Regions from separate parts of the Mus musculus genome. Here regions 1 and 2 are each linked to region 3. The links are chromatin loops, found by intact Hi-C in ENCODE. Cell type or tissue: left cerebral cortex. All regions are shown on one strand. Region 1 has its middle 290 kb from the start of Casp12. Region 2 has its middle 150 kb from the start of Casp12. Region 3 holds the start of Gria4 (glutamate receptor, ionotropic, AMPA4 (alpha 4)).

The links. Peaks named below come from ENCODE experiments on the same cell type or tissue, not always from the same donor. Only the 100,000 strongest peaks of a DNase experiment are listed, where the experiment ranks them.
Region 1: a loop joins it to region 3, with 5 times the contacts of the local background. A loop is called at or near these places in 2 of 42 quality-filtered maps.
Region 2: a loop joins it to region 3, with 4 times the contacts of the local background. A loop is called at or near these places in 2 of 42 quality-filtered maps.

The regions. Positions count from the first base shown.
Region 1 is chr9:5,630,573-5,638,572 of GRCm38, forward strand. No RefSeq gene overlaps it. Among named protein-coding and RNA genes, the nearest start is that of Casp12, 290 kb to the left of the region's middle. In left cerebral cortex, a CTCF peak has its summit at 4,626 (motif pointing left); DNase peaks (open chromatin) are centred at 4,113 and 4,607.
Region 2 is chr9:5,493,777-5,501,776 of GRCm38, forward strand. No RefSeq gene overlaps it. Among named protein-coding and RNA genes, the nearest start is that of Casp12, 150 kb to the left of the region's middle. In left cerebral cortex, a CTCF peak has its summit at 4,735; DNase peaks (open chromatin) are centred at 2,122, 2,418 and 3,231; H3K27ac peaks cover 1,111 bases.
Region 3 is chr9:4,790,224-4,798,223 of GRCm38, forward strand. It overlaps Gria4 (glutamate receptor, ionotropic, AMPA4 (alpha 4)), which reads right to left and starts at 6,011. Exons shown (of 17, transcript NM_019691.5): 1 at 5,622-6,011; 2 at 4,964-5,140; 3 at 3,587-3,745. The coding sequence starts at 5,051. Gm46100 (predicted gene, 46100) reads left to right here and starts at 6,081. Exons shown (of 2, transcript NR_165471.1): 1 at 6,081-6,151. In left cerebral cortex, no CTCF peak of the experiment used is centred here; DNase peaks (open chromatin) are centred at 3,064, 3,998, 4,340, 5,041 and 2 more places; H3K4me3 peaks cover 4,382 bases; H3K27ac peaks cover 2,327 bases.

The DNA of each region.
Region 1 (8,000 bases), 840 kb after region 3:
ATATAAGGAACTATGTAAAATGTTATGAGCACAAGTCACACAGTAGATAAACCAAAATTAAGTTTCACAAATTATAAATTTGCAATATATGTCAAGTAAACATTATGCAGAGAGAGAGAGAGAGTCGAAACGTATGGAAAACTAAAGAAAATTACACATGAAAGACTTACTGTTGATCCTTAGTAACTATTAAGTGGGCACAAGATATTAACTATATATGCACATATAATACAAATTAGGTGAATTTAGTTCTGAGTTTCAAGTTTTTCTTAGATAAAATGACTGACATGGGAACAAGTAGGTAAATGACAAAAAGGAGATGTTAAATCAGACACACTTTTGATGAAGAAGGTGAGTACCACACTTTTTCAGCTATAATTTGAAGGTGAAATGAATAAATTCCTTTTTCTATTAGTTCAAAACAAAGTAGGGAAGACAAGAATCTAAGGAAGTCATTACAGCAAACTGCAAAGTGCATAAATTGGTACATTCCTAAGGTAAGGTGGATTTGACGGGTTGTGCACTTCAAACTCTTATTTTGACATTACTTAAAGAGTAAGTCAATTTTCCCAATATATATCACATATATGGAAAAACTGAAATCAACGATTGCTTTCCAGTTATCTAAGGATTTTGGATGAGCTATATGAGCATGAACAGTCAAAACCTTCCTTGTCCACTTATAATGTGTGTTCTCCAAATATTTTGCTAGTTGATCTGTTTCCTAACTTATGGGAGGCCTCGAGTTCCACCGCCATTGGGAGGGAAAGAGAAAGATGGGATGGGTAGTAGAAAGTAGAATTCACAGAAGAAGGAGTTAAGACTAAATAAAAGAGAAAGAAAAAAAGTAAAAAGGCAAATGAAAGAAGAAACCAAGGATGGAAGAAAGAGAAAAAGTGAGGGTATAGGGAGATTAGGGAGGATGTGAAAAAGGAGAAGGAATTGGGAAGGTCAGTTTTGCATTCAAATATGATTAGAACAAGTTTAAAACTACATCTTATTCAATAATTTTTGTATGTTTATACATATCCACACATAGAAATATATATTTATATGTTTATATATATGCTTGCATTCATAGGTATATATACATATATACTTATATATGTGAATATGTACTTGCAACTATGTCCATTTATTCAGCTGCAGTGAAGTGTACTCTCTATGCATGATTTATTTAATCACTGACCCATAGAAACAAGCTCATAGGAAGTTCCTGCATTTACTTACTTTCAAGGATGCAGCGTCCTTTCTTAGTATAATAATACCCCACTTGCCTTTGGAAAATTACCTACTTCCAGTTTGTCTATGTTCTTTGATGACATTGACTAATTTAAAGACACATGTTATTCCCTGCACCATCATGATTAGGATCATTACTATTTTCAGTATGCTGATTTATATTATGGATACGTTTACTAATTAATAGAGAAATATAAACTGAAAATAAAGGAACCATGTACCTTCCCACTTTCTCGGTAGGTACTGGCTAATCATTGAGGTCAGCCTTGGAAGTGTGATCTTCATATAGGCAGTAGGCAGCTTGAACACAACTGATAATGACAATGTTCAGACTCTTGTTGCAAGTACTCCTGTATATCTAAACTGGAAAAGCTTCAGCTAACGGTTATGCTAGCCCAGGGGAAGGAGGGCCATAAGAAAAAAATCACAATTATTAAAATTTTAATTGCTATTAAATTAAACTGAGTCATGGACTTACCTTGGCAATACCTCACACTTGTCAACCCAAATTAAATTGAACTGTCAATCATTTAGAATGCAAATAACTCAGAGTGACAATACTATCACCATTTTCTTGAAAAACAATTGTGAGTTTTCATAAATCTGTTACTATTGGAATTGCCATCTTTTGATATTAGTATAAAATGTAACCATTTCAAAAATTTTAAAATAAATTCCACTTGCTTTTCATAATATTAGAACAATCCAAGAATGAAAATTAAGTTCTCAGCACAAGGGGTAAATAATAAAAAGAAGGAAGGAAACATGTGGCTACAGCCATTAGAAAGTTTGGTCCATGCATTCCTGAGTGTGCACATCTTGCACATAGAGCAGACACTCTTATTCTGTGCCTTAGGTGTCCACCAAGATGACATGTAGCCCACCAGGACAGCTTCTGAGCATCTTCACACCCAAGGATAGAACTTTTGAAAGTGCTTGAGTTGTTGTTTTCTGGAAAACAACAGACTGGAAAGCATATCCTGACTTATCCATGAACTTATCCCAAAATAAATATGGTTAGTGGTTTTTAACTAATTAATTAGTTAATTAACCTTCCAAATGCTGCCCTCCTCTAAGTCCTGCCCTCATAGATTCCCTGCTCCCATCTCCCTCCTCTTCTCCTCTGAGAGGATAGGCCCTTCCTGCTCTACCTGCCATGATACTTCAAGTTTCTTCAGGACTAGATTCAGTTTTTACCATTGAAGCAGGACAAGGCAGACCTCTGATATATGTACACGTATGACAGGGGCCTCAGTCCAGCTCATGTATGCTCTTTGATACTTTAAATAAATATAATAAATTGTTAACAACATAAAATATTCACCTTTATCCTTCATTTTCACTCTGAAATGGACAGGATTTTACTGCCATCAACAGTGATGAGGATTTAGCTTTCAGTTGCCAAGCTAATTTAATAGATAATTGTGGCTTGGTATATCAATGGATTAGTAAAGTTTTATCCTCTTTAAACTCTGCTACAACCCAACTGTGTTCCACTTTAGTTTTATGTATAAATATGTATAAAATATTAGTGATTTGCCCCTCCTCTGGTTTCTCTTGAATCATTTATTTGCATCAGCATGTAGTTTTAGGGAAAAATAACATATTGGCTAAGAAGTTTAAAAATCAGTTTTCTAAATAGCTCTAGCCTTATTTTTCCCTTGGTTGCAACCTATTCTAGTGAGTTGTTATAGAATGGTCCAACCAAGCCTTTGTTGCCCACCTCACTGTGAATCAATCATGTATCGAATGAACAGTTATAATTGTTCATTAGTTTCAAGTAGTGTATTTTGATTTCCATGTCCTTGAAACTATGAAATAATATTCCTAGTCCAGTGCTTAATGTTTGTACTTTAAATAGAATACATCCTGATACTGTGGTGGCTATTCCTGAGATCACAGTCTCTTTTATAATTCTGGGGAATATCAGTTTAGTAAGAACAGTGTCAGAAGTGGAACCGAGACAACATAATTGGTACTTTGAGGTTAAGGCTGATGTGACATTTTCTTGAACATATTTTAATATTTATGCATATTCATATTAAAACTCTAACCTCCTGACTTTCAAACCAACCAGTTATTTGTCATCCAAATAGAAGGATAGCTGCCTTAGAAATGAGGCAGCTTACCACAAAAATCACTTGCCTGGGATACATGTTTACTATGGAAGAGATTGTTTAAAGCCTCAATTGTTTCTCAGCATTATGTCAGTGGATGCTGATATTGGACAAGCTTTCCTCACTGATTATATTCTAAGACTCTACTTCCAATGTTTGTTCAAATAATAAATGTTACCAGAAAGGCCATATTCTCTATGCTCTTTTCATGTCAATAAAATAAAATTTTCAGTAGTTATATTTTTAATCTTTCCACCAACGCTGGATGAGACTAGGATCTGTATTAGACATACAGGTCTTCTCTGTTAGATCCACATGTCTGGACACAGTATTGTTGATTCTTTCCCATTTCAAATGTATGATCCTAAAGGTATAAAAGTTCCATGCTCAGGTTACATTGTACCAACCATGTCATCAGTTGCCTCAACACAGTTTTGCTATTACTAATGTCAAGGCTTTGAGTATAAATATAATTCTAAGTTCTTATGGCAATGGTGTCCTGATACACAGCTAGGTCATATTTGCCAATCATTCAATTGTATTCCTAGGTTATAATTTAACTTCACATTTATCATTAGCAGGTATTGGTGTGAAATGTCAAACTGAAATGTTTTCTATTTAATAGCAGCCAGAAATGAAAATTAATGTACCTGACTGAAGCTGTTACTTGGAAAGAACATTTGATATTTAAATTGGAAAGTCACCAGGGGAAGTATTGGTCTCATGCCAAGATTTTCAAGTTCTGTATCCCTGAGGAACTATTTTCACTCCAAGTAACAAGAGGTATTTTGCATTCTGAAAGCCAATGGAGCTACTTAAGATTTTATAAAAGGCATTAACATTTTATGGGACAGGAAAAGAGAAGACCCTTCTTGCCAATTGCATTTGTTTATTTATTTCATGGTCCGGATGAACAACCCCCATCGGTTTTGCCACCCACATTATAAATAGCACAGCAAATTCAGAAAGAGTCTTTCTTCAAAGTACGGAAATGATTTTGAAGTCTGATTAAACTCACAGTGTCCTTGTAAGAGAGAAGGGAAGAAGCAGTGTATTCTGTCTAATTTCAAGGTCAAGAAAACAGGGGAAACAAAAGTTAAGTGGCTAGTCTCCATTTATTTAAATAAACTTATTCAGAAGAGCCAGAAATAAAGAACCAGGCTCTTGGCCCATGCATTGGCCCCATGCTGACTTACAGCCTTCAATATCTTCTTTATTTTTAAGCTCAAGTTTGCACATTCACTAGATTCAGACACAGTGCCATCTACTGACTCACTAGGAAATGTGCAAGCAGCAACCACCTGGTCTTCAGGTCAGGGTGCACTGGAAGGAAAGTTGAGAAAGGAGCATTCCCTTCTACATGCATTCTCTAGTATGCTAACGGAGCCAGGAGTAGATAGGATAATGGGACAGGGAGAAGTAGCCATTTCTTTCTGTGTATAGACAATAACTATGAGAAAATAGGGGTTCTGAGCAAAGACAACTTTACAGGACAGAACAACAGGGATAATCTTCCATATGTGGAAGCTCTGTCTTACATTTTACTAAGGAATTTATATGCATATGTTGTGAGGAATTATCTGAATCTAAGAAATTAGCTGTCTGAAAGGATTAGTGAAAATGAGGAAGGTACAAAAATATTTTCTTGATACTCAAATTAACAAACAAGGTAACACAAGGAAAAAATACATAGTAACTCTAAAAACTGAACTATAAAACCATAAATCTTCAGCAGTTTAATGATAAGGAAAAATCTTTACAATTATACTTGGAAATTTCTAAACTTTCCTTTTGACAGAAGTGATACCAAGTCTGTCTACACAAACTTTCCAAAACTGAAGGAGGTTGAAATAATTTTCCAATCTACTAATGGTTCCAGCATTAGCCTTACTCCAAGTGAGAGAAAAAAACATTACATGATAACATAAACAGAGAGCCATATTTCCATAGAACATATAAATAACTCATTATATTTCAATAAATTAAGTGATATCTAAGGGATATAATACAATTATAGGCACTTCAGGAAATACACAGATATATTAACATTTAAATTTTTTCATTATTATCTATCATTTTAATAGACTCTAAAATATAATCATAATATATTAAACATACAATGAAAATAAAATTAACATTTAATTTAAAATACTCAGCCTATTGTGAAATAATAATAAACTGATAAGGAACTTCTTCATCTTCTTCAAAAAAAACCCCAGATCATTATGCTTAGTATTAAAAAACTGTTTTCCTTCTAGGATTATGAACAGGACAAACTCATTCCTTCTCAACCATTTACTGAATACTCTACTTAGTATAATATGGCAAGGAAAATAACTAAAAAATCTTTATTTTTTGGTTTTTATTTATTTATTTATTTATTTATTATGAGATATTTTCTTTATATACATTTCAAATGCTATCTCTAAAGTTCCCTATTCACTCCCCCTGCCCTGCTCCCCTAACCACTGGCTCCCACTTCTTGGCCCTGACATTCTCCTGTACTGGGGCATATAAAGTGTGCAATACCAAGGGGCCTCTCTTCCCAGTGATGGCCAACTAGGACATCTTCTGCTATATATGCAGCTAGAGAAACGAGCTCTGAGGGTACTGGTTAATTCATAGTGTTGTTCTACCTATAGGGTTGCAGACAACTTCAGCTCCTTGGATGCTTTCTCTAGCTTCCCTATTGGGGGCCCTGTGTTCCACCTTATAGAAGACTGTGAGCATCCACTTCTGTATTTGCCAGGCACTGGTATAGCCTCATAGGAGACAGCCAAACCAGGGTCCCTTCAGCAAAATCTTGCTGCATATGCAATAGTGTCTGGGTTTGGTTGCTGATTATGGGATGGATCCCCGGGTGGGGTAGTCTCTGGATAGTCCATTCTTTCGTCTTAGCTCCAAACTTTGCACCTGAAAAAATATTCAATATCCTTAATCATCAGGGAAATGCAAATCAAAACAACCTTGAGATTCCACCTCAAACCAATCAGAATGGCTAAGATAAAAAATTCAGGTGACAGCAGATGTGGAGAGGATGTGGAAAAAGAGGAACACTCCTCCATTGCTTGTGGGATTACAACCTTGTACAGCCAGTCTGGAAGTCACTCTGTTGGTTCCTCAGAAAATTGGTCATAATACTACTGGAAGATCCAGCAATACCTCTCCTGGGCATATACACAGATGTTCCAACTGGTAATAAGAACACGTGTTCCACTATGTTCATAGCAGCCTTATTTATAATAGCCCAAAGCTGGAAAGAACCCTGATGTCACTCAACAGAAGAATGGAAACAGAAAATGTGGTACATTTACACAATGGAGTACTACTCAGCTATTAAAAACAATGAATTTATGAAATTATTGTATAAATGGAGGTATCTAGAGGATATCATCCTTAGTGAGATAACCCAATCACAAAAGAAGTCATTACATATGCACTCACTGATAAGTGGATATTAGCCCAGAAACATAGAACACCCAAGATACAATTTACAAAAGACAAGAAAATCAAGATGAGGGAAACCAATGGATGGATACTTCACTCCTCCTTAGAATAGGGAACAAAATACCCATGAAAGGAGTTACAGAGACAAAGTTTGGAGCTAAGACTAAAACATCTTTAGATTGAAAGTAAAAGAAAAAATTAAAAGACAGTGCATCTCTCTATAGACAAAATGGCCATGTTAAAAAATACCTTTGAAATCCAATGAAGTCTATTAGAAGTGTTACCCAAATTTAACACCTTTGTGAGATGCAAAACTAGTTCTACACTATAGGAAAGAATAAGAAATGCTGTAAGCACATTTTCTATAATTCAAAAAAAAAAAACCTCATAAAGTACTCACAGATAAGCACAATGAAAGATGTAACACTGATACTGTTGAAAGATATTAAAGAAGATATAAATGAAGATTCATCTATGTTCTTATATCAGGAGGGCTAATATCAATAAGAAGCCAGTTTCTCACAAATCCATCGAAATTTGTCAAATTTTAATCAAATTTCAGCAGGTTGATTTATAAAAACAGGCAATATAATTCTGAAGTTTTTATGGAAATTGAAAGGACCTCATGAAGTTCATAGACTTTTGAACCAGAATATTATTAGATGATTTACACAGCTCAACTTCAATGTCTGTTGTAAAAGTTACAGTTACCAAGGCAATGCTCTGTCATATGATAGAAAAGTAGATCCATGGAGCATATTAAAAAATATCAGAAATTAATTTTCAACCAGATTAGAAAGGCCAGTTTGACATCAAAATGCAAAAACAAAAGAAAACAAACAAAAAAAAACCAGAAAACAAACAAACTCAAATTTTATTACAAAATCAAGTGTAAACTAGACATAATTATAATTTATATGAGGAGATTATATTTTTTCTTTTGACTTAGGCACCAAGTACCAAAAGCAAAATATTCAAAAAGAAGTATGTTTGATCACTGCTTTGTTTTTGGTCAATGGTGGTATATGCATGCTATTAGTCCCAGCACTATTGAGGCAGAGTAGATTGATCTCTGTAAGCTTAAGGCAAGCCTTTTCTATAGAGTAAGTTCTAAGAAAACCAGGTCCGCACAGAGACACCCTGTCTCAGAAAAAAAATAAAAACAAAAGAAAAGAAAAAATAAAGGAAGAAAGG
Region 2 (8,000 bases), 700 kb after region 3:
TTCAAAATATAATGTATAAATTACCAAAGAATTAATACAAATAAAAATTAAAGACATGATGTAGAGAGGGGAACATGTTGGGAAAAATTTGTGGGAAATTGGAATAAGAATGTGGAGAGTACATATGATCATATTTCATTCTCTACATATATGATTTTTTTCAAGAAAAAACAATTGAAAATCTCTCCGTGGTAAAATTTTTTATTAGGATGAATTATAGTACTTCCTGTATTTATGTGATTGTTCACATACCTCTAAAATAAAGGCTTTTTTAATACATGAAATTATATTGATCCAAAACAAAAATTACATTGGGAGTATATTCTTTTTTTTTTTTTTTTTTTTCCATTTTTTATTAGGTATTTAGCTCATTTACATTTCCAATGCTATACCAAAAGTCCCCCTTACCCACCCACCCCCACTCCCCTACCCACCCACTCCCCCCCTTTGGCCCTGGCGTTCCCCTGTACCGGGGCACACAAAGTCTGCGTGTCCAATGGGCCTCTCTTTCCAGTGATGGCCGACTAGGCCATCTTTTGATACATATGCAGCTAGAGTCAAGAGCTCAGGGGTACTGGTTAGTTCATAATGTTGTTCCACCTATAGGGTTGAAGATCCCTTTAGCTCCTTGGGTACTTTCTCTAGCTCCTCCATTGGGAGCCCTGTGATCCATCCATTAGCTGACTGTGAGCATCCACTTCTGTGTTTGCTAGGCCCCGGCATAGTCTCACAAGAGACAGCTACATCTGGGTCCTTTCGATAAAATCTTGCTAGTATATGCAATGGTGTCAGCGTTTGGATGCTGATTATGGGGTGGATCCCTGGATATGGCAGTCTCTACATGGTCCATCCTTTCATCTCAGCTCCAAACTTTGTTTCTGTAACTCCTTCCATGGGTGTTTTGTTCCCACTTCTAAGGAGGGGCTTAGTGTCCACACTTCAGTCTTCATTTTTCTTGAGTTTCATGTGTTTAGGAAATTGTATCTTATATCGTGGGTATCCTAGGTTTTGGGCTAGTATCCACTTATCAGTGAGTACATATTGTGTGAGTTCCTTTGTGATTGTGTTACCTCACTCAGGATGATGCTCTCCAGGTCCATATTCTTAAGAAATGAAAAGATATAGTCTTGACTTGCAGTAGTTACCATTGCTTGTATTTGTTTTGCAGCTAACATTTCATTTTTCAGATTAGCTTTTTTCTTCATTTCCATGATTTTATATTACTTTTCTGTTCTATTAAAAATGTATCCACTACTTACATGAAACTGTGATCAGTTTAAGTATTTCTTATTAATTTCTGAAGTGGAAAAAAATAATTGATACTAACAGCACATATCACAAGAAGGATGTTAGGAGGGAGACAATATAGTGTATGTGTTTGATAGAATCAGAATATATTCTATAGATTAGTAGGTGCAGTTCTTCTTAAGTCATCTGGCCCAGCTTCTGGTCATAAGCCAACTGTATAAATAACTTAGCCAGACATATGAAGAACCCTTCTTCTTTTCCATAATAACCTTACAGAAGGCTGTTTTAATAGTTTTCACATATTTTAGAGCACATTTAAAAACTCATTAATCTGTTATTGCTATGCATATCTGAACATGTTAAGGCCTTTTCCAGTCAAAATTATATAACAGTATAAATAGTCCAAGTTACTATAGATACGTGAATGCCTGAAAATCTTGAGTAATAAACTTTTTCTCCAACTTGACTTTGCAAGCTGCTTTTTATGGTCTCAGAACTAAATAACAATAGAACTTTATGCTCATGTTCACACTCTTGGGAGTATGCTGTAATCAGGTGTGCTATTTTCCCTTAGCAATAATTCTTTCTTTACCTCATGCTAAGATTTGTAACACACAGTCTTTCAGTTTCCACAGTCTTTTAATCTTCATTAAACATTCTTTGTTTTCTCTATGTCCCCAAGTGAGCAAAGTAATTTTGTTGCTTGCAAGAATGCAAAGGGTAATTTTATAATGTATAAATACATAACTTAGCAGCTGGCACATTTCTTATGTATCATGGAATAGCATATGCAATTTTCTTGAAAGAATGCATTTATATAAGAATCGGCTCAGCCCAAGAGAAAGAGGCACAATTGAATATTTGAATAAAATAGTGTTTCTCAACACATAACTGTACATAGAGAAGACTTTTTGTTGTAAATGCTGTCATAGTAATATCTAAGTGTACAGTGGTTAATTGCTATGCTGCTGCTGAAGCCGATGTCACTGGTCACATTGTCTCCTAGGAATTTGTCTTTTGGATACAATCTCAGTAAGAAGAAAAAAACAATGACAGTGGACATTCAGCAAATAATTGTACATTCAGTCACATTGATTCAAATATTTTTCACTTCCAGGAATGGCACACTGAAGAGATGAAAGAAACACTGACTTGCTCTGTACCTGCCAGTGCAGAATGTGACAGGACAAGAATGGATGGAACCACTGCCAGTTGATTACTCCCCTCCAAGTCATAATTAAAAATAAAACAGTACAAGTTTGCTTTTGCAGAACATAGCAGAGTTTTGTTTTTTTTTTTTTTTTGAGAAATTCAGTAAACACACATCAGCAAGCATTGTTCACAAATTATGTCTATAGCCCAGATTTTACAGTGCTGTGCTTGCTGTCTTCATACAACTCTAATGTACAGATAAGCAAACTGTGGTGAAATGAACTTTGTTGTCTAGACTATGGTTGACATTGTCTTTCATCTTCTGGTGAAGCTTCTTGTCATAGTGATCTTCTTAGCTAGGTTCTTCATGTGTCCCATCACCTTTTAATGTCTCTGCTTTGTCCCTTGCCTGGGACACCAATGCTGGTTGTATAAGAACTCAAAAGAAATTCTTTTTTGTCTCTTTAACACAGTGGGACTCTGAGATTTTTGTGATACTTAGAAGACTACGTTGAGAAAAAAACCTGAAAAATCACACCCATAATCTTTGTATAATACAGAAAGTCTGTTTTCTTGAGTTTATTATCATTTTTTTCTTTTAGTGTTTCTTCTACCACACTGGAGCTTTTACTAGTGGAAAGCTCTATCCTCTCTAAATACTGACACGTTAGAATCTAGAACAAACATGATGAGTTTCATAATTCAGTGACTCCATTGACTAGTCACCCACCTACCACCATACAGAGATAGATTTCAAACCAAAGTTAGCACAGACAAACCCATCATGCTAACGTAGACTGACATTTAGATGATTTGTTGCTGTGGAAACCTGAACCTGATTTCAGAAATAAAGTGCTGCATTCTCTATTTTAATTCTCAATTTAATTTGGGCTGGAAGCACAGATGGTAGCAAAAGATGGCAAAAAATGAGTCTGGAAGAGCAGGGTTGATTTTATCTGTTCATTTCCCAGTAAGATCATTCAAGAGACCATGTGGCATCTCTTCCTAGTGTGAATTAAACCCCAGACACTACATAAACCCATGAACTACTGCCAGAAGATCCCCAAACAGAAACCAAAATAGTCCAAACAAACTAAGTATTAAAACAACTATTAAATATATTTAAGTAGATAGCAGCTGAAACAAAACAGTCTTAGAAAACCCAATGTTTCCTGATTCTTATTTTAAAATCAATGTTAATCTGGGTTTAGTTGAGGACATGACAATTAATATTGGTATAGCTGAATCTCCATCACCTGTACTATGAACAAAGGTAACTTAAAACAATTCAACATCTGAAATGAACCTTGATGTTGCCTCTCATTGTCTGTAGGAAAAAGGAGAAGGGAGACAATTCCTAGCACTAGGGGGAATGAAGTCTGTAAAATAAATCAAGGAGTCAAGAATTCTGTGTCTCTTAGTAACCTGAAACACATTTGTCATTGACTTCTTCCCACCAAAGGAGCTTTGGCTTAGTTTTAAGTGGTCAAGGAGGGAGAGCAATTTTGTCAAGTAGCTCTCTAGTAGTGCTAATAAGAAAAGCATGGAACACAACATCTGTCTGATATTTCAGAAGGTTTTGGAAAATAGCTATGACAATAGAATTTTATCAAATGTAAATTCTGTTGAGTCTTCTTGAGAGTGGTTCCAGTGACTTAATATAGCATGAAAACTTAAATTTTTACACACCACATCCTTAGGTTTATAAACACATTTTAATGTAATTATGGAACACTATATTTTGTTTATATCATATTTTTATATTTTTCCATAAAATTGATTTAAAAAGTGGAGAAAAGCTGACTTAATTACAAAGACCATTGTATAGGAAGTTGATCATGTACATGGGATTTGAAACTAGCTTCTCCTTTTCCTATTTTTAAGATTGGATCTCTCTATGTAAGTCTGCATTCTCTAAACTTAATATGAACATCAGGCTGGCCTTGAACCTGCCTCCATTCCTGAGTGTTGGGATTAAAGTCATGTGCCACCAGATCTGTGAGGAAAGTAATTTTTTTACCAAGGTAGCAAAAAGACATGAAGAGGTTGTATTTTTATATTTTGAAATATTAGTGTCATGAAACTTTCCAGAATTATGTATTATGATCTTCTTATATATCTGTAAGTATGTAGCCTAGTACTCAAAACAGATATTTAGGCAACTAATATCAGCAGGTGAAGAAGTCAATACTCCAAGTATGGTGCCAGGTGATGTTTTGTTTACCTCTTACCTTTCTGTCTTCTGTAGTTCTCTTTCTCTTATAGCTGAGGAAAGTCTCCCACCCAGTAACACTGCCAGTCTACTGCACACAGAAATGCGCTCTAGTTCCTAGCGAGCCCTGGTGGTCAGGGTGGGAAAATACACAAAGCTTTGGAAATGAGGATTTGGAAATAGGAGAGATTGAGCTTTCAGCATTAATAAGAAAATGGAGCCACCATTCAGTAAACTAAATTAGATTATGATAATCACAAAACCTTTCTCATAACTTCCTCCCTGGAGAGTCTGTCTGTCTATCTGTGTCTGTCGGTCTCTGTTTGTCTCTCTCTTTCTCTCTCTTTTGCTCTGTGTGTGTGTGTTTGTGTGTGTGTGTATGTTTATGTATATATAGAGATATATAGTTAGATATATTGATAGAGATATGTGTGATATCACAGAAGATATTCACCAGTCATCAGGTCTTCCTCACTGAAGAACAAAGTTTTAAAGAAAGAAAATACAGACAACAAAAGCACCTCTTGCTTTTGTTTACTTAATGTCAGACATAAGTAATCCTGATTCTGGAGAGTTCAAGACTAATCTGGATTATATATCAATATATAGTTGAGAATCGGAGACTCCCTTGTGTGCTATTTTCTTGCTGTGGTTTAGATGCAGGTGATTCCCATTTGTGTAGACCCATCTTTATTAACTTACACAGTAAACTTGGAAGAACCCTTGCTTTCGCTGAGAAGATATCTTTTGTTTAAATGATCATATTAATGCTTGCACACAGAACTAAGCCATTTGATTGTATTACACTCAAGTCATTTTAGGGAATTATCCCTTGTCTACCCTCTCACTCTCTAGAATTAGTAAGCAGAATATCTGCTCAGAATATTAGACCAATGTTCCTTGAAATGTCATCCAACTATTTCTGATAAAGATATGCAAAGACATTGAGATTTAAAACGGTCTTCAAAAGGATTGAAGAGTCCATACTTTAATAGCTAAAAAAACAAAAACAAAAACAAACAAACAAACAAAAAATAAATAAATAAATTACATGAACCAGAATTCTATAGTAGATATCTTATTTATACCAAGAAACTCTGATCCAAAAGAGACATTGGCACAGAAGAAAGGAAGAAAGCAAGAAAGGAAGAAAGAAGGAAAACAAGCACAGGAAACTAAAAAGATCTCAACTATATGAATAATTTAAACTTTATCTAACCTCTAACAATGATATAAGAATTTCTATACCTCTTCCCTCTAACCCTTATCCCAGTGTGTTAGTTACAGATAAACATTTACTAAACTGGATCAGATTTTAAAGACACAGGAGAATTGTAGTTGAAGTTCCTAACAAAATAAATCTCATTCTAGTTTACTATCCTTAAAATAACTTTCCCTTGAATGTGGCATCTGAAAATATGATTACTTTCGCAAAAACCACACTACTTTAAACTGTAAAAGAACACCTTTTCTTTCTGAACTAACTGCCAAAGCATTTGAAAATGTTCTCAATTTAAAAGCACAGTCTGTTTTTCTTCTAAGAAAATATTTGAAACACAGACAAAACCATCCATTTAAATGGTCCAATCTTACTTGTCTAAGGAACACTGCACTGATCATATTCTAGATAGATAGAAATGGAGGAACTTGAGTTAGCCAAAGAGGTCTTGGAGGAATAGTAACTTGAATTTGACTCTACATCATCTTAAACTCCTGGTTCCCAGCAAGTTAGTTAATTTTTCTAAGTCTTGATTTTATACATTGTAAAGTGGAGAAAATACCCCTATTTCAAAGTGTTTACCAATGCATCACATAAGAATGTGTATAACTTTTGGTTGTAACCTTTAATCTTAATATGTGACAGTCTCACAAAAACCTCCCTGAATCTACTATAGCTCTTACAATCTTTATTCCCCCTCTTACATGATGTGCCCTGGGGCTTAGGTGTGTGAGTGTTTTCTAGATGGACCCACTGAACTCAACACCAGCTCACCAATAGACATACCAAAGTAAATGGGAAAAGCCCACAGGCCTCAACCTTCCAGAGAATTACAGGCCAGTATCGCTGTTGACATTCCATGGAAAAGCAAATGAAGTAGTCATCCAGGACCAAATGGTCAGCTTGAAAACATAAACTGTAGTAACATTATATAGATTGAGAAAGCTTATTTAAGAATACACACACACACATACACATACACACACACACACACACACACACACACACACACACACACACTAGCAAGTGACAAAAGAAAAATGTGTATAGTGAACAGAATTGTGCCTCGGATTCTAAGGAAAACAACTGTCATTCTCACAGTGCTCTACACAGACAAAATCATATTAGCACTATACCACCTAACTCCAAATCCTAAAGAAATTATTTTTATTGATATTTTTATTTAAATGATTTTTATTTCTCTTTTTATATTAGCACAGTACTTTTATTGATCATTTGGAAAACTCATATAACATGCTCTTATCCCTATTTACGCTCAATCCACACTTGTGATCTCCCCCTCCCCTAAAAATTGAAGAAAAACAAGATAAAATATCTCACATCAAATGGATGTTGTCCATACAGTAACTGGAACACAATAAAAGAATCCCAGTGTCCAGCCCTTGAAGAAAATCTTTCCTTATCCTGACCCCACCAGAACCATCTGTACTGAATTTTCAAGAGTTCCTTGGATGACTTCCTCTCTAAACTAGTTCAGTTTTTTTTGCAGGGGGGGGGGGTCGTAAAGTCCACATTTCCTTTTCTGTGTAAGGGCTTTACCAGCACTCTCCAGTACTTGCTTTTTTATTTACTCAATAAAGTCCTAGCCAAAGCAATTAGACAACAAAGGGAGATCAAAGGGATACAAATTGTAAAGGAAGAAGTCAAAATATCACTATTTTCCAGATGATATGATAGTGTACTTAAGTGACATCCCAAATTACACCAGAGAACTCCTATACCTGATAAACAACTTCAGCAAAGTGGCTGGATATAAAATTAACTTAAACAAATAAATAGACTTCCTATACTCAAAGGATAAATGGACTTATTATGACTTCTAAATAAGTATCCGAAGTGTGAATAGATGAAGGGTCCACTATTAAATCAATATGTTAAACAATAGTGTGTTAGTGTGTGAGTGTGTGTGTGTATGTGTGTGTGTTTATCTGTAGTGGCTATCTTGTGACCTTGTGCCAGATTGAAGGATCCCCAGGAGCCATATTCCTGCCTTTCCACAACCTTACCAATATAAATGACTTTCAATTTTTCCATCATTTGAATATTTGAGTATAATTAATGGAAATAAATCTACATACTTATCATCTATATAATGCTCAGAAATATCACTTAAAAATCCTTCTATTGTCTGTATTGATGTTTAGATCT
Region 3 (8,000 bases):
CTCTCCACAGACTGTCAAAGATAGAATCAGTCTAGAACTCTTTAACTTTCTTTGGTGTCTTGGCTATGTATCAGGTTTATCATATGATTCCCAATGTCTATTCTTAACTTAAAGCATCAGTCCACGCACAGAATGTAGGTAGATAATGCCACCGAGGCTGATTGATCACGGGATGTTGTTTCTATAGATAATTTAAATTCATAATACAACGTCTCAAATATTTCTGTATTTTAAAAATCTTGGTGATAGACAAAGTTTAGTAGTTTGTTTACTAGTTTTGGTAAAATTTAACAAATCTATTCTCCAAACTAATATTTTTTAAGTAGTGAAAATATATCTGCAAAGTTAGGCTGTTGTGAGTTGTATCAAATGTTTTGTAAGAACATTATCAACATTATCAATTTTTTTACAGATAGAGCTATATTGATACTTATACAAAATACATTTATTAAAAGATTGTAATTAAGAAACACAGAGAATATTGATTGCATAAGTCTGGAATATCTGCTTTCATCATCTTGCATGCTCTTATGGATCACAATAGTGGAATAGTGTACATATCCAATGACACTAAATGTTTGAGTCAAAGTGCTACTTATTACACTTCTGTTATTGAAATTGGTTATAATTTTATTATCTGTAAATCTAATTTCCTTTATAATATTCAGTGGAATTTGACTATCTATCAATATAAATACTTTTACTCTCTATCAATATAAATACTTAAGAATGGAAAGCAAAAATTTAATTTAAATACTGCTGAAGATAAATTATGGCTAACAATAAAATTACTGCTTCCTCCAGCAATATGATACTTATACCCACCAAATTACTCCATTTGAGTTAATCATGTCCAGTTTTACAAGCTGGTGTACTCTATACATTTAGTAGTTGAGAGCTAAACAGCCTTTTTAAAAGACAAACTTAATTTTGGTCCTGATAACCAGCATTAGATTATATCTTTTTAACATGCAACCAATGCATTTTATTCTTAAGTCTGTTTTTGTGTGAGAATAGTTACCATAAAAGAAATTAAATGTACCCTGACTAATGTTCCTTAGTCATACAAAGAAGAAACCCAAGCTGATAAAGATTCAGTATCAGTATATCACAATTAAAATAATAGAGTGTAAGAAATATTATTTGTATTCATTCCAAATAACAAGTTTAAAAATCAGTCTCTGCCATTACAAAGGAAAAAAAAAAAACACAACTCATGTTAATTTTCTAAATTACTAAACTTCAAGGTCTATTTTTACCATTTGGTAATAAAAGGCAAAATTTGACAGATTAGGTTGATATATAGTTGCAGCTTAGGGTTTACCTTAATTACTATGGAATCATATGTGTATGTGCTTTGGAACACTCTATTCAATAAACACCAACCACCTGATTCACATTCTCTACTGCCTGCAACCAAATGCAGTTAGGATTTATCTAAAGGGCATTTGCTATAGTCATTTATCAAGAAAAAAATATTCTTTTTTTCACTAGAAATCATTTTTGCTTATTTACTATTTGCTTTTAAACATCTACAGAGAATCAATTGTATATGAATGTGAAAAACATTAAATTGCCAACACTGTGTGAAACTTGGATATATTTAAAGTTACTTGTTTTAGTCCCCTCAGTCTTTACTTGTGGGAGCAACATCCTCTATAGCTTATACTTTTAAAGTTTTATTATCATGTAGCCAGCTGCCACATTCTCAGTTTACCATTGCTTTGGCACTATCATTTCATTCATGCATATTTTGTTACATAACTAAAATACTTCTAGTTAAAATAATGCTGTGAGGATAACTGACAGTCTGGAGAGAGTTAGCACTTTAGAGTTTTCAAAGCTGAATGTCATTATGCAGCCATTCTGGCTCGTGAGATATTAATTTGTGAAAACAAATCACAGTGTACTACAGCATTTTGGAAACTCATTCAAAATTAAATGATACTATGCAAATGTAATTAATGGCGGACAATCTATCCCAAATATATCTGGACAATAAATTAGTTTCCAAGCTGGTAAGGTTTTGAGAAAATCTTAGGAGAGTCATGAGGTAAATATAAAATAAGAATACATTGAATAAATGAATAAATAAATAAATAAATAACACCCCTTAAAGAGAATTCTTCAAGTAGAATTGTGTGAAATGTTGATATCTCATTTAGTACTTAGCATATGCTGAAAGTAACTCATAAAATTTATAGATAACTATCCACAAACCTAGCTATAATTTGCACGCGTTTTTATTTAAAATAACCTCCCCTTTTCTTTAATATTAGTTTTATCACCAAGTAAAACAAACAGGCAGTAATTACCAAGTGGAACTTATAGTAAGTATAAGAGTTTTAACAATAAAACAAAACAAAACAAAACAAAACAAAGCTAGAACATTTTACAAAATTGTCCAAAGCTTCCACAGCTTCAGAAAATTGAGTTCTAAAATGTAGTATTAAACAGAGCTGCCAAATAAAGACTCATTCTCTTATCCAGTAAATGATCTAATGTCAAGTAAATATGTGCACAAACACTGCAGTTCATAAAATAGATAACTTTTTTCACTTAAATCTATTTTCTGTTGTACTTCTTTCTTTTTTCAGTTTATTTTTTTGACCTGACAATTTTTAATTAAAAGATTTTCAAACTTGGTGCAAGAGAAACAAAGCACATACTATTTTATGTAGAACCACTTCTATATGTTTTTAGACAATCCAGAGACATGTTTAAACCAAGTAGATATGCACAGCAAAGTGAGGAAGCATCTGAAACATCCCCCACTTCAAGAACCCAAAGCAGAGCAGAGTCAGTGATGGCTTACATCTTAGTGGTTTATATTAATGCGATTAGTTAGCTTTTTTAGCCACATCAAGTTCCATAGCATCTTGACAGGGTACATATTCCAGGTGGCATTCTATGGGGTCACCCATTTAGTTTCATTATGTGGGAGATTCAGCTGGATTGGTTTTAGAATCCAAGTAGATCAGAGACTAAAATGATGGGCAATAGGGTAGGGATTCATGGAGTTCCATGAAAAGATATCCATTAAAACAGCAAGAGACATTTACAACCTCCAACATAAGGGCAGAGCAGCCTCCAATGACATCACTGGATCTTATGTAGTATCTACTGACTGACTTAAATGCATTTTCCACATCACTTGTTCTCTTGCATCCTCTCATGGCTTTTACTACTGGGAAGAGCATGTGTCTTCTTTAAAAGGAAGGCAGGCACTTACTTCAGTAAAAATCAAGAAGAACCCAAAAGGATGAAATAAAACACTAAACTGAGTACAGTTTTCACTAGTATTCGGAAGACAGGAACAATACTAAACATTACAAGAGAATTCAGTTTATGTGATCCATGCAGGAAAATTAAAAGGCAGAAAGGGAAAAAAGGATACAGGAGAAAGGGAGGAGGCAAGGAAGGGTGGAAGGAAGCAAAGAAAGGAAGGAGACTAAACCTTTTAAACTATGATTTTTTTATTCTAACATCACTGTTAGAATCTGGATTTTTTCCAGAAAATTCTTAACAAAGAAATCCCACTAGCTCATTTTAGTTCTAATTTAGCCGCAACTTATATTATACTTACATGCATTTGTCACAGCAAAACTGTTGGCAGTCTCAATGTTGTCCACATGAGGTACCAAATTGAAAGGGGCTTCAGATGCATTGGGGCTGGTGTTATGAAGAAAGATAGCTAGCCGAAAAGCAGTGTATTCCTGGTCTGTGTTTCGGATAAAGAGACCACCTATGAAAGACAGCAGGAAATACTCACTCAATGATTCCTGTTTTAAATGTTACACCTAGTTCCATGACTGTCAAACATATCTCCAACCGCAAGCACACACAATTAAGGAGCTCTTTGCCATATCATAGGGGCTGCCTTTTGTCCCTGCAATGCATGCTTAATGTTTTAGTCTTTAAGGCATTTCAGCTTTTTCTTGCTTCAATCTGTCGTGATCACAATGACCTCTGAGACAATTTTGTGTATCTTGCTTTCTTTCCCTTGCCCTCTTTAGGATTCTCCCATCACATCATTGTATCAGCCAGTCCAGTTCAGGACATCTTTCTCTAGCAGGGAATATGCAGATGGATAGAGAAGAGATTTCCATTACAATACAGGACCTGAACGAAGGTACATGAAGGCGCACACGAGAGCAGGTTTAGAAGGTTTAGAAGGGAAGAGAACTTAGCTTGGCCCCCGATTTTGTGTACCCGGTCCAATTAGTTCGGTTTTGTGCACAGTACACACACACACACACACACACACACACACACACACACACACACACACACACACACAAATGATGCAGTGTTTGAGGTTGGGCTGGGCTGGGCTGGAAGAAATTCAATAGCCGAGTCCCATCAACAGACAGGAGAGGAGAATGGCAATCATGGTGGAGGAAGGGAGGGTCGCGAGAAACGAGGGTGGGGAGATACAGAACAGAAGCTTAAGTCAAAAGCAAAATAAAACCAACGAAGGTTCCTCGAAAAGGGTCTAACATTTGAATCTGCCAACTGGCAAGGCAACAAGGAAAGAAGTGAGGGCAAAAAATGCCTTTCCCCCCATCTCCTTCTGTAACAGCGAGAATGCTGCAGCTTGCAGAATAGCAAAAAGTGGGTTAAAAAAAACAAACAAACAAACAAAAACGAACACAAAATAAAACTCGGCATTTCCTCTTGTTCTACGAAAACGAGATTAAAAGAAAACGAGTATAAAATGCAATCAAAGTCCATGAAGGTTTGATTGTTTGTTTGTTTATTGTTTTCTCCTTCCTCAACTTCTTTCATTCCTACTTTAACCTACTGTAGAGCAAGAAGGAACTTGAATCAGGGTTGGGTGTGCTAGCCTGAACTTGCACCCAGAAGGTCTGTTTGAAAAGGGAAAGCTCCTCCATAGAATTCCTTATCTGCAACTCATTTACCTCACATCAGCTACATGCACCTCTTCCCCAGTTCTTCTTACCTATTTGAACGCTGCTCGGAAAGGCTCCCATGGCGAGTCCCCAAAATCCAGAAAACAACAAGACAATCTGCCTGCAAATAATCCTCATCTTCTTTGCTCCTCTCCCTGGTGCGCGCTCTCCTCTCTTTCTCTCACTCTTGCTAAATGATTTTCAGAGAGGCATTGAAGATGATGGCGCTAAAATTCAAAGAGAGAGAGAGAGAGAGAGAGAGAGAGAGAGAGAGAGAGAGAGAGAGAGAGAGAGAGAGAGAGAGAGAGAGAAGAAAAGGTTTGGGTGCTTTTAGGTTATGACAGCTTTCCCTCAACAATCCATCCCCAGCTGCCAGATGTTTCCCGCAGTCTCCATAGCCCTGGGGGAGGTTTTCTGTCCTGCTGATAATGTTCATGCAGAAGATGGTGGTGGCCAGTCTAGCTGCTGCTCTGCTCACAGAGATGAGACATGCGCTCTGTCTGTGGCTCCCTTGCGCTCCCTTGCTCACATCCACACGGTTGCGGGCGCCACACGCGCTCTGCAGCTCACAGCCGACCCCCGCCCGGGCTACAGCATCCCTGAGCGCCTCCAGTGCCTCGGTACCGGAGCGCGCACTCCCACCACGGCCCCTCACCCCTTGCCCCTTGCTCCTCGCCTCCCATTCCCTTTCCCCCAGCCTGTACTCACCAGATCGCCCAGGTCTTCAGGGAGGCTCTGGAGCGAGTCTTCAGGCTGGGGTTTTGGCGTACAGTCTCCAGTATCTGATCCCCTTCCTCCTACCTTCCGCGCGTTTGCCGAGGAACCGGCTCTGGAGGTGGGGGCCCCTCTTCAGAACCAGTGTTTTTCTTTTTATGCCCTCCAAGTCGCCTTTGGATTCTTGGTTGAGCTTGGCAGGAAACTACCCCGGGGGGCCGGGTATGCCAGCCCGGATCCCGGGCTGGGGGGTTGGAGAGGAAGTTAGCACCTCCCCATGGTCTCAGTCCCCTGCAGCATCCTTGCAGGCTCGCGGGAGGACAAGCTGCCTCCCGGCTCCCAGCCCTTTCCTCTCAGCCTTGCCCAGCCTAGTCCGCTTCTGCTATTGGGTTGCGCGCCCGCGCGAGCGAGCGAGCGCGCGCACGCGAGGGGAGACTTCCTTGCTGCAACTGCAGCAAAGATTTCTCACCAGCAAACAACCAGGGGAATCTGCAAAGCCCTTGATGCGGATGGATGCGGTAAAGGTACTCAGAGAAGGAGAGGAGCGAGGAGGGGGACAAGGCAGCCCCGAGGTGATGAGGCTGGGGTCTAGAAGGGAAGAATTGGAGGAGGTAGGAGGTAAGGGTAGTGAAAGTCAGAGAAGTTTACAGGATAGAAAAGGGAGGTGTGTGTGAGGGGGTGGGCAAGGGAGGAAGAGGAGACCAGAGGGGTGGTGGTGGTTAGCAAGACACACTCAGAGACCTCTAGTATGTTCTTTAAAGGGCACTAGGCAGAATTAGGAATTAACATTGAGAAGTATAAATTAAGAAAACTACTTAAAGGCTGCAGTTCATTTCTATTCAGTGATTTACCCAAAAGGATGCTTTCCTGCATTTTGTGTGTGTGTGTGTGTGTGTGTGTGTGTGTGTGTGTCGTGGTGAGTGTATTGTGTGTGTTGTTGTGTATGTGTTCTCCATACACATCTCCTTTGCTTGGGGTTTGGAAAACTCATTCTACTTACAGTCACCTCCAAGAAGGCATGGCTTTTGCAGATGAAGTCAGCAAGTTAGTTTGAGTTTGTATAAGAAAGTAGAAAGGAATTAAGCTAGGATTTTAGGAATATTGTCACTTTGTTCACAGAGTCACCTTTAAAGCTGTCATTTCACTCGCTGTCGTTTTATGGGAAGAGGCTGGGACACCTCCAAAGGAGGTGATTGCAGTACCTGTAGACAATATGGAAGATAGCTTTCTAATATCCCAATACAAAATAATATGTCCTAAGGAGAAATGACAGTAACCTAGGTCTTCAATGATATAGTTTAAAGTCCAGGAGGGAAGCCTAGGAGAACTCAACCCTACTCAAAAACTATAGACAACTGAGGAGAACTGGGAGTGGGGGAGATTGTCTTCCACAGAATAACAAACCAATTGGTAGTCCTTGGGCAAACAGTTCACTCACATACAAGTAATATTTCATGGACTTAGCAAGTTTATATTTAGAATGAATATATATATATATGAATATATATATATATATTCATGTGATATATATTATCACATGAACAATTGAAAAAGAGGCCATAGATTTTAAGATGAGTAGGGAGGGGTTTAGAGTATGGGAGGATTTGGAGGGAGGCAATGAAAGGGAGAATTGTAGTAATTCAATTACACTCTCATAAACAAACAAAAAGAAGTTAGTGAAAATGGAATAGCACCTCTTATCACATTTTTAAAAGAATAAAGCAAGTGCCTGAGTGTGTCTGATAAAATGTGTAAAGGGGAAGCTGATGACGTATATCAAATTGCAGCAAGAATTTACCTGGTAAAATCCTTCTTGAAATACGTGTTACCTTTATCTCTTCAGGTTGCCTTCCCCCTTCTTGTTTCATTTAATAAAAAAAAAAAATGGATTATATCCAGGCATATATATTTGTTGGGTTCCTAGTGATATTATGATTTATTAATATTAGCTGGGGTACCAAATAACTAATTTATATATTCATCACATCAGTATTTCTCATTTTTGTTTTGTTTTGAAAACATTTTAAATTTGCTTTGATGATTTTGAATTCACATGCATGTAATCAAAAAAGAAAGCTTGTTGGTGGGATAAGATCCAGTGTGATCATTGCAGTAAACACAGTGGAGATTCCTCAAGCAACTAGAAATATCATTCATGTCTTTTTATTACATGTGACGAGTGACCTATTTTGTAGTTTGGAGAATGTATTTTAAACCCTTCGCTAAAAATCCAGAATGTTCTTCTGCTTCCTCAATCCTTAGTTTGCTTTTAAAATCCCATCTCTTCAAAGAATGTTACATCAACATCCCTGTTACATCTCAGCACAGATTGTTATTGTACAAATTCTAAGTAATTGGATTACACAAATCATG